Linked DNA regions of Homo sapiens: region 2 is linked to region 1. The links are chromatin loops, found by intact Hi-C in ENCODE. Cell type or tissue: heart right ventricle. All regions are shown on one strand. Links, peaks and the distances in the headings refer to the core of each region. The heading gives the core; the rest is flanking DNA. Region 1 has its middle 19 kb from the start of HS3ST2. Region 2 has its middle 92 kb from the start of HS3ST2.

Evidence for each region. A loop is a pair of places that touch in the nucleus more often than their neighbours do. Peaks named below come from ENCODE experiments on the same cell type or tissue, not always from the same donor. Only the 100,000 strongest peaks of a DNase experiment are listed, where the experiment ranks them.
Region 2: a loop joins it to region 1, with 2.3 times the contacts of the local background. A loop is called at or near these places in 4 of 110 quality-filtered maps.

The regions. Positions count from the first base shown.
Region 1 is chr16:22,792,579-22,797,962 of GRCh38, forward strand. No RefSeq gene overlaps it. Among named protein-coding and RNA genes, the nearest start is that of HS3ST2, 19 kb to the right of the region's middle. In heart right ventricle, for the core only: no CTCF peak of the experiment used is centred there; no DNase peak of the experiment used is centred there.
Region 2 is chr16:22,719,758-22,725,141 of GRCh38, forward strand. No RefSeq gene overlaps it. Among named protein-coding and RNA genes, the nearest start is that of HS3ST2, 92 kb to the right of the region's middle. In heart right ventricle, for the core only: no CTCF peak of the experiment used is centred there; a DNase peak (open chromatin) is centred at 2,084.

The DNA of each region.
Region 1 (5,384 bases), core at 161-5,160:
TAAAACAGGGGAAATCTGAATAATATCAGTGGATTAATGTCAAGGTCTAAATTTAAAAATTAGCTGGATGCATTTGCCTGCATCTGTAATCCCAGCTACTCAGGAGGCTAAGGCAGGAGGATCGTTTGATCCCAGGAGTTTGAGGCTACAGGGAGCTATGATAGCATCACTGCACTCCAGACTCGGCAACAGAGCAAGACCCTGTCTCAAAAAAAAAAAAAAAAAAAAGGTCAATATCCTGGTTGTGATACAATAGTTTTCCAAGATGTCACCACTGGGAGAAATTGGGTAAAGGATACATGGGCTCTCCTTGTATTATGTCGTACAATTGCATGTGAATCTACAAATTACTCAAAATAGCAAATTGAATTAACAAAAAGAAAAATGGGTCAGGTACAGTGGCTGACGCCTGTAATCCTAGCACTTTGGGAGGCCGAGGTAGGCGGATCACTTGAGGTCAAGAGTTTAAGACCAGCCTGGCCAATAAGGCAAAATCCCGTTGCCATCAAAAATACAAAAATTAGCTGGGTGTGGTGGCGGGGCCTGTAATCCCAGCTACTTGGGAGGTTGAGGCATGAGAATCACTTGAACCCTGGGGGTAGAGGTTGCAGTGAACTGGGATCACACCACTGCACTCCAGCCCAGGTGACAGACTGAGACTCTGTCTCAAAAAAATTCATAATAAAAATATAAAAGAAAAATGCATTGGCATATAAAGATGTCCACAATATACGGTTTTGTGAAAAAATTAGGTTGCAAAGCAGAATATACTCTATGAATTATTTTTGTAATTTTGTATGTCTATATTAATGGTTACATATAAAATCTGGAAGGTTATGCTGAAATGATAACAGTCAATTCTTCAGGGTGACAAGATTGTGGGTAACTTTAATTGTAACTTTCTTTTATTTCCTTGAGTGTTCTATTGTTTTTTCTACTGGACACATGGACTCAAGGGGTGGAAATAAGTAAACCTTTTAAAAGAGAGAATAAAATGCTGTTGGGTAGTTCATAGAATTGCTGAGATGTCTGGAGAAAGGGAAAAGTGGAGACAAGCAAAAAAAGAGGCTGACCAGTAGAAATCTCTGGCCATATCCTCTCAAAAATGGTCTAGTTAGGGTACTGCTGCTGCTACCCCAGCAGTAGATGCAGCTTGCCATCAACACCACCAGCAATGGACTCTGAAAGACCCCATTCTTCGTGCTACCACTTGCCTTTGGAATGTTAATCTTGCTGCAGCTGCCACTGCCATGCAGACAAACACACACACACAGCCACAAAGACACACACACACACTGCCACACAGACACACACACACACACTGCCTCCCCCCACCACACACACAAACAGTGGTGGGTGGAGACTCTCTGTAGTCCTTGCTTCCTTGTGTCTTTTGCTCCTGATTCAAAGACCAGAGCAGGTGCACAGACAATTCCTAACATTTTCAGGACTTAGAGCAAGAGCACAATTGAAGGCCAAACTACTGTATGCTTAAACATTTAGAAGTTATAAACCAAACCTAGGAAACTATTACATAAAATATATTCTATAATATGCCTTCAGAACATCCTGAAAGGCCCAGTTCAAATGAAGGTGATGGCAGAGGGAGAGCCAGCCTGGTAGGTGGCTCAACCCCTTTCTCTTTCCACCACTGACTCGTTCTCCACTTTAAGTTGCCTTATACACAGGCATGTAAGCATCCAAGCACCATCCACACACTACCCCCATCCTGTCCCTGCAAACAGTCACTTCGTGGCCACCCTTTGAGCCTCAGGATATGCATGCAGTCCACCCTCTAAATAATGGATTTGGGGAGGAGACTGTACAGGCTTGGAAATGAATTGAAGCTGTTTGACCAGATATTCCAGGATCCAGGATACCTGGAATGTGGTCTATAAGGTGGGCAGGGGGGGTCATAGATGAACACATCTCCTGGCCCTGTGGACTCCTCACCCCATGGGAAGGGACACAGCCAGAGTCTGGATTTCCCTAGCTGCAAGGGAGTCCAGGAAAGTGAAATCTGACACTTTTCAGCTTAAGGTTTTGCCTGCCACCAAGACTTAGTGTAGGGAATTGCATAAACATAGGAAAGGTGCTCAAAGCTGAGCAGCTTAAAAGAACAAATGTCCACTATGATATTATCCAATTGTCGGCTCAGAAATTCATAGATTGATGATGATGACAATGCTATTGATCACAATAAAGGCTAATCTTTTTTGAACATTCACTTCTATCAGGCAGCATGCAAATCTCTTTACACTTTTTACTCTCATGACAACTCTAAGACATAGTCCCTTTTGTTATTGCCACCCCCAACAGAGATAAGAAAACCGAGATGGTAAGAGGTTAGATCACTTAGTCAAGGTCACTTGGGTAGCAAGTAGCACAGACAGGCTTGAATACAAGTACGCCTGGTTCCAGGAACTCCAAGGTTTACCTCTACACTGGACATCCTCTAGAGAGTAGGCTGGTAGAGATCACCTCCAAATCAACATATATGTTAGCAGCTATCTGCCTTAACTATAGAAAACCTGACCAATGCTGCCTACAAATGTTTGATTCTGAACCAGAAAACCCATTAGGATGAGTTCACTGGATGGTGAAAACATCCTAGGGTGCTCTGTAAGCTGAGTTCAATGATACTTTAACACTGTTAGCCTGCTACCCTCTCCTCTCACCAGCCTTCTTTAGGACCAAGGATTCACAGAGGTTGAAGTTGCAGAGATAGGACTGAGAAATCCCAGTAGAAACTGAAAAAAACATGGTGAGTGACTGGGAGGTGAACATGTGTTACCCTTGTGGTGGAGAGAAGGCAGGCATTCTCTGGTCTCTTTCTTTTCTTCTCCCCCTCTCCACACCCCAAGTGTAGGATTAGGGTGGGATGCTTTTAGGGATTATTAATAAAGAACAGATTTTTCAGTTTTGCGGGAAGATGATAAGAGATGGGAGAACCTTTCATAGCTGAGGCATTTTAGAGGAATTTAGTTTGGGGGCACTTGAGCAGAGTGGTTGAGGGGAGGGTGAGGTAAGCCAGGTTCTGCTGGGGATACTGGCATTACCTTGCTGCTTAAGGATAGATCCTAGGCAAAAGTTTCCCAAAGCTGTCTTCCCATTGGAATCACCTGGTGCACTTTTTAGAAATACAGCTTTTGAGCTGCGATTCAGACCTACCAAGTTGGAATCTCTCAGGGAGATTTATTGGTCAATAGATGGTTAGCCTGGTTTAAAGGAAAAAGGATCCAAAATCATATTCAAGCTTACTTTTGGGTCCAGCTAAGATAGGAAAAGAGGCATATAAAGGCTCTCACTAGAAATAAAAGCAAACATTGGGCTAGAGCAATGTTTCTCCAAGTGTGGGGTGTTTACGAGTACCAAGATAATATTAGGCATCACACAGCCATCAATTCACAAAGAAAGTTCTTCTTTTACAAACCTCTTTCAGTCCTTCTGATTACATCAAGAACTATCAGTCTGGTGCTAAAATGTCTTTAACGCCTCTCTTGCTTATTCCTCTTCTAAACAAAGAGAAAGCAAATCTCAAATTCAGCTTCTGGCAGATAACAGGATCTAAAGCATGTTATAACATTGTGTTGTGTGTATTGAATGTGTGGTTTTTTTAAATTATACTTTAAGTTCTGAGATACATGTGTGAAAGTGTTTTTAAAGATTTTATTTCTTGATTACTTTTTAATTGTCACATAATAATTGTACATATTTATGGGATACAATGTGATGTTTTGATACATGTGCACCTTGTGTAATAATCAAATCAGGGTGTTTAGCATGTCCATCACTTCATACATTTATCATTTCTTTGTGGTGAGAACATTCAAGTCTTCTCTTCTGGCTATTTTGAAATATGCAATACAATATTGTTAACCATGCTCATCCTACTGTGGAACAGAACATTAGAACTTATTTTTTCTATTTAATGTAACTTTGCATGCATTGAGCAATCCCTCTTTATCCCACTTCTCCCCTTCCCTTCCCTGGTGACCATTATTCTACTCCCTACATCTATGTGATCAATTTCTGTAGATTCTACCTGTGAGTGAGATCATGCTGTATTTGTCTTTCTGTGCTTGGATTATTTCACCTAACATGATGTCCTCCAGGTTTATCCATGTTGCTGCAAATGACAGGGTTTCATTCCTTTTATGGATGAGTAGTATTCCATTATGCATATATACCACATTTTCTTTATCCATGAATTCATTGCTGGACACTTAGGTTGATTCCATATCTTGAATATTATGAATAGTACCATGCTCCTAGTTATTGGGAGAATTAATATTGTAAGAATGTCTATACTACTGTAGTGATCTACAGATTTAGTGCAGTCCCTATCAAAATACCAATGACATTCTTCACAAAAATAAAAAAAAACTTAAAATTCATATGGAACAACAAAAGACCTCAAATAATCAAAGCATTCTCGAGCAAAAAGATCAAAGCTGGCAGCCTCACACTACCTGACTTCAAATTATATTTCAAAGCTATGATAGCCAAAATAGCATGGTACTGACATAAAGATAGACACATCGACCAGTGGAGCAGAATAGAGAACACAGAAAAAAATCCGCCAACTTACAGCCAGCTGACTTTTGAGAAAGGTACCAAAAACACAAAATGGAGAAAAGGCAGCCTCTTTAATAAACGGTTCTGAGAAAACTGTATTCACATTCAGAAGAATGAGGCTAGACCACTATCTCTCAACATGTACAAAAATCAACTCAACATGAATTAAAGACTTAAATGTAAGACCTGAAACAATAAAACTCCTGGAAGAAAACATAAGAGAAATGCTTCATGGCTGGTCCGGGCAAAGATTTTTTAGTGACCTCAAAAGCACAGTAATGAAAGCAAAAATAGACAAATGAGATAACCCCAACCAAAAAGCTTCTTCACAGCAAAGGAAATAATCAACAGAGTGAAGAGGCAACTTAGATAATGGTAGAAAATATTTGCAAACTATGGATCTGACAAGGGATTAATATCCAGAATATATAAGAAATTCAAATGACTCAGTAGAAAAAGAATCTGATTAAAAATGGACAAAAGATCTGAATAGACATTTCCCAAAAGAATGCATACAAATGGTCAACAGGTATTTGAAAAAAATGCTTAACATCACTAATCATCAGGGGAATGCAAATCAAAACCACAATGAGATACCATCTCACACCTGTTAGAATGACTATCATCGAAAAGACAATAAAAATGCTGGTATGGATGTGGAGAAAGAGGAGCACTTATATACTCTGGGTGAGAGTGTAAATTGGTACTGCCATTATAGAAAACATATAGAAAAGTATACAGAACATTATAGAAAACATGTAGAAAAGTATAGAGGTTTCTCGCAAAATCATGAAATAGCTGGATGT
Region 2 (5,384 bases), core at 166-5,165, 73 kb before region 1:
GGAAAGTGTTTACTGTCCAGAGTGACAAAGGGCTTAGGGTGAGCAGAAATGGAGAAGAAGGGTATGATTAGTAAAGTGACATAGGACAAGATTGTAGGTCCAGATTGCAAAAGCCATTTAGCCAGTCACTTCGGGCTTTAGGAATCACAGAGCCATCCAAGATTGGTTTTGTTTTGTATGAATATTTAACAAGCAGCTTAATAATTGGAAACAATGCCAATTAGTTCTCTGTCATCGTTTCCATGTCACGTTTGCAAATTCAGCACACACAGATATGCCATGAGCTATGTCAAAGAAAACCCAAAACATACAAACAGCTCATTTGATCTGAAACTCTAAGCTCTTTTACTCAAAAAATGTTACAGGAAACAAGCTTATAAACGGTGTTTACAGGCAGTGTCATTTGGGAGCTAAAGCATTTCTGTTTTGCTGAAGCTCTTTAAAAAATTTATGGCAAGATCAACATTATAATGCCAATAAAGGGAATTTTAAAAAGGCTGAATAAATAAAGAAATGTAACCACTGGTTAAACACAGGAGGATATGACGAGACTTGAGCTGAAGAATTGTTAGACTAGAAGAGCTTTTAAAAATTTTTAAACGAAAATAATATATGTTCACTGTAAAAAAAAAAAAAGAGGGTGGAGGGGAAGAAACAAAACAATACAAATAGTTTTTTTTCGTTTTTGTTTCTGAGATGGAGCCTTGCTCTGTCACCCAGGTTGGAGTGCAGAGGCGTGATTTTGGCTCATTGCAACCTCTGCCCCCAGGTTCAAGTGATCCTCCCACCTTAGCCTCCTGAGTAGCCGGCATTACAGGGACATGCCACCATGCCAGGCTGATTTTTGTATTTTTAGTAAAGACAGGATTTTACTGTGTTGAGCAGGCTAGTCTTGAACTCCTGACCTCATGTGCTCTGCCCGCCTTGGCCTCCCAAAGTGCTGGTGTGAGCCACTGCACCCGGTCAAAATATTTCTTCTAGTAGTTACCTCCACATCTCTACATAATATGCAAAAACTGTTGTTTCTTGATTTATCAATTGTGGACATTATGTATTGACTGCCAGCCATGACGGATGAGGATTTAACTAATTTTTCACTACATTCCTTTTTCTTTTTTTTTGAGACAGAGTTTCACTCTTGTTTTCCAGGCTAGAGTGCAATGGCAGGATCTCAGCTCACTGCAACCTCTGCCTCCCGGTTTCAAGTGATTCTCCTGCCTCAGCCTCTGCAGTAGCTGGAATTACAGGCATGTACCACCACGTTCGGCTAATTTTGTATTTTTAGTAGAGACAGGGTTTCGCCATGTTGGCCAGGGTGATTTCAAGCTCCTGACCTCAGGTGATCTACCTGCCTTGGCCTCCCAAAGTGCTGGGATTACAGGCGTGAGTCACAGTGCCCGGCCACATTTTTTTTCTCTTCCCTGTCTTCCTGCTATGATTATCTTATTATATATATTTACCTTTGCAATTTTAGGGACAAATTTAGGCTAGAGTTTTACATTTTAGGCTGTTATAAAAGCAACGCTTATGACAGCCCTGGGGAAGGAGGCCAGGTGGCCGCAGGTGGCAGCAATATGGGTGGGTGGCAGGTGAGGAAGGACAAAGCCTTGGGGGCATCCTTCATGTTTCTCTTTCTCGGACAGTCCATGTCCATAGAACCAGATGATTCTCTTGGCTCTGCCTTCAAAATATATCCAATTAGACTGCATCTCTCGATGCCTGCGATGCTTCCATTCCGATCTAAGCCCTGTCTTCTCTTGCCTGCGTTATTGTAATTGCCTTCTGATGGGTCTCCCTGTTTCTGCTATTGCCTCTCTGCCAAAGGAGACATTTAAAATGTAAGTCAGAGCACACCACTTGTATTCTAACCACACACCTCCCCCCCACCGCCCCCATACCTCTCCACTTCAGAGTCAAAGCCAACTCCCTGCTGCCACATCTGGACCACAGCTGCTGCCTGGGTTTCACTGCCAAGACGCTCTTCCTTTCTCCCTCTGTTCCACACTGGCCTGGATGTTTGTTCCTCAACGAAACCAAGCACACTCCCACCTCCGAACCTGCGCATTTTGATCCCTCTGTCTAGAATATTCCGACCCCAGCAATCTGCATGGCTCATTTCCTTTCACCAGCTGCTCTGGAGGGAGTGGCACTAAAGCCAGGAAATGGCAGGTGCAGATCAGCATTTGAGAGAGCTTGACAAGTGGGGTAGGAGGAGAATCGGGCACCAGGGAGGAGGAGGACCCAGCCATGCCTCTAACATGATGGCCTCAGGCCTGATTTTTGGTTAAAGTAGAAGGAGCAATGGGAAAGGGAGAGGCTAGAACCTGAAAAAGAAGGAAAAGTGGACTGGGCACGGTGGCTGATGCCTGTAATCCCCGTGTGTCCAGACTTAGTGGGTGCTTGGTCTCACTGACTTCAAGAATGAAGCCGCGGACCCTCGTGGTGTTACAGTTCTTAAAGGTGATGTGTCCAGAATTCGTTCCTTCTGATGTTTGGATACGTTCGGAGTGTCTTCCTTCTAGTGGGTTTGTGATCTCGCTGGTTTCAGGAGTGAAGTCGCAGACCTTCACAGTGAGTGTTTACAGCTCTAAAGGCAGCACATCCATAGTTGTTCATTTCTCATGGTGGGTTCATGGTCTCGCTGGCTTCAAGAGTGAAGCTGCAGACCTTGGCAGTGAGTGTTACAGCTCGTAAAGGTAGTGCAGACCCAAAGACTGAGCAGCAGCAAGATTTTTTGCAAAGAGCCAAAGAACAAAGCTTCTACAGCGTGGAATACGACCTGAGCAGGTAGCCACTACTGGCTCGGGCAGCTGCTGCTGGCTGCTTTTATTCCCTTATCTAGCCCCACCCACATCCTGCTGATTGGTCCATTTTACAGAGAACTCATTGGTCTGTTTTACAGAGAGCTGGTTGGTCTGTTTTGACAGGGTGCTGATTGGTGCGTTTACAATCCCTGAGCTAGACACAAAAGTTCTCCAAGTCCCGCTAGATTAGCTAGGCACAGAGCACTGATTGGTGCATTCACAAACCCTGAGCTAGACACAGGGTGCTGATTGGTGCATTTACAATCCTTGAGCTAGACACAGAGTGCTGATTGGTGTATTTACAATCCCTTAGCTAGACATAAAGGTTCTCGAAGTCCCCACTACACTCAGGAGCCCAGCTGGCTTCACCCAGTGGATCCCGCACCAGGGCCACCAGTGGAGCTGCCCACTAGTCCCGCGCCTAGCCTGCGCCCACACTCCTCAGCCCTTGGGCGGTGGATGGGACCGGGTGCCGTGGAGCAGGGAGCGGAGCTTGTCGGGGAGGCTCGGCCACGCAGGAGCCCACGTGGGGAGGCAGCTGAGGCTTGGTGAGAATTTGAGCGCAATGTCGGCCGGCGGGCACTCCTGGGGCACCCGTCGCACCCTCCACAGCTGCTGGCCTGAGTGCTACGCCCCTTACCACCCGGGGCCGGTGGCGCTGGCCAGCAGCTCCGAGTGCCGGCCCGCTGAGCCCACGCCTACCTGGAACTCGCGCTGGCCAGCAAGCGCCGCACGCAGCCTCGGTTCCTGCCCGTGCCTCTCCCTCCACACCTCCCCGCAAGCTCAGGGAGCCGGCTCTGGCCTCGGCCAGCCCAGAGAGGGGCCTCCACAGCGCAGTGGTGGGCTGAAGGGCTCCTCGAGCATGGCCAGAGCGGACACCAAGGCCGAGGAGGCTCTGAGAGCAAACGAGGGATACGAGGGCTGCCAGGGCTGCCAACACGCTGTCACCTCTCACCAGCACTTTGGGAGGCCAAGGCGGGTAGATCACTTGAGGTCAGGAGTTCGAGACCAGCCTGGCCAACATGGTGAAACCCCATCTTTACTAAAAATACAAAAATTAACCGGGTGTAGTGGCACACACCTGTAATCCCAGCTACTCCAGAGGCTGAGGCTGAGGCACGAGAAGAACTTGAACCTGGGAGGAGGAGGTTGCAATGAGTCAAGATTGCACTACACTCCAGCCTGGATGACAGAGCAAGACTCCGTGTCAAAAAGGAAAAAAAAAAAAAAAAAAAAAACCAAAAAGTTAATGGGGGAAGAATGTCCCTAAGGAGGGAGAGGGCGCAAGATGAAAAGGATAAGGGTATGAAACAAAATTAATTAACAAGTTCATGGCTGAGAGCCATACTTTTCTCTACAAAATGGAAGGCAGGGTCCAATCCAAGGGGGCTGGGGCCAACTTAGGGGACAGAGAAGTGATCACGTGGGTTTCAAGCTCATCAGCTGCTGAGGGGTACAGGAGAGGGAGATGACAAGGGGAGTATAAATGGATTTCCCAGGGAGGGATAGCATTAGGAGAAATACCTAATGTAGATGATGGGTTGATGGGTGTGGCAAACCACCATGGCGCATGTATTCGTATGTAACAAACCTGCACATTCCGCACATGTATCCCAGAACTGAAAGTACAGTTAAAAAAAAAAAAAGTGAAAAAAAAAAAGATGATGTTTCCACTGAGGCGCACTAATTGTGAGCGAAGTAGGATCATGGATAAACATCAGCAGGTAGGTTTTGCATTTGCTCAGTGTGAGACAACTATTGTATGCCTACATAGTGCATGGCCTTGTGCTTCCTGATCCATTCTTCGTGATTCCCTTGCTCTATGTGTATGGCAGGTCTTCACCCCTGCAGGTAGTGTTTCCCAGGCTACCTTGTCAGCTAAATCTTGGCAGCATATGGCCCCTATTAAGAACTGGCTGGAGCTTGGAAGGCAGAATAAGGCAAAAAGGCGAGTATTTCTCCCTTTTTTTTCCCTGTGCTTTAAGTGTGGTTTCCATCAGCAGCTACTTCTCTTCCATGACTCCAGGTTCCTCCACGCAGTTCCGGGTTGTCCTCATTTATTCCCGTCCAGTAACTCTGCCTTCTGCTTTTCCCCCTGTAGTGAAAGAATGGCAAAAACATCTCCTCTTACCTGAGGCTTATGAGCTCTTCTAACATCTGCATAAACGACTTCATAAATTAAATTATCTCTATTTCAAATTTTAAAAAAAGGATTTCCCTGAATGCTGAGTGACCCAGCAAAACTGGAGTTGAATTTGAAGTCTCCACATTTGTGCTTGTATGATGTATGCTTTTCCCCTAGCAGTGCTTGGCAGTATGTTGTAATAATAACAACAACAATAATGATAACTAACATTTAATAGAGGATTATTATTTTCCCTATTTAAAAAATGAGGAAACTGAGGCACAGAGAGGTTACATAGTCAGTGAGTAGTCAGTGTTACTCAGGGTTCTCCAGAGAAACAACGGAACCAATAGGATATTCATTCATTCATTCACTCATTCAGAATTGGCTCATGTGATTATGGAGGCTGACAAGTCCCAAGATCTGCTATCAGCAAGCTGGAGATCCAGGAGAGC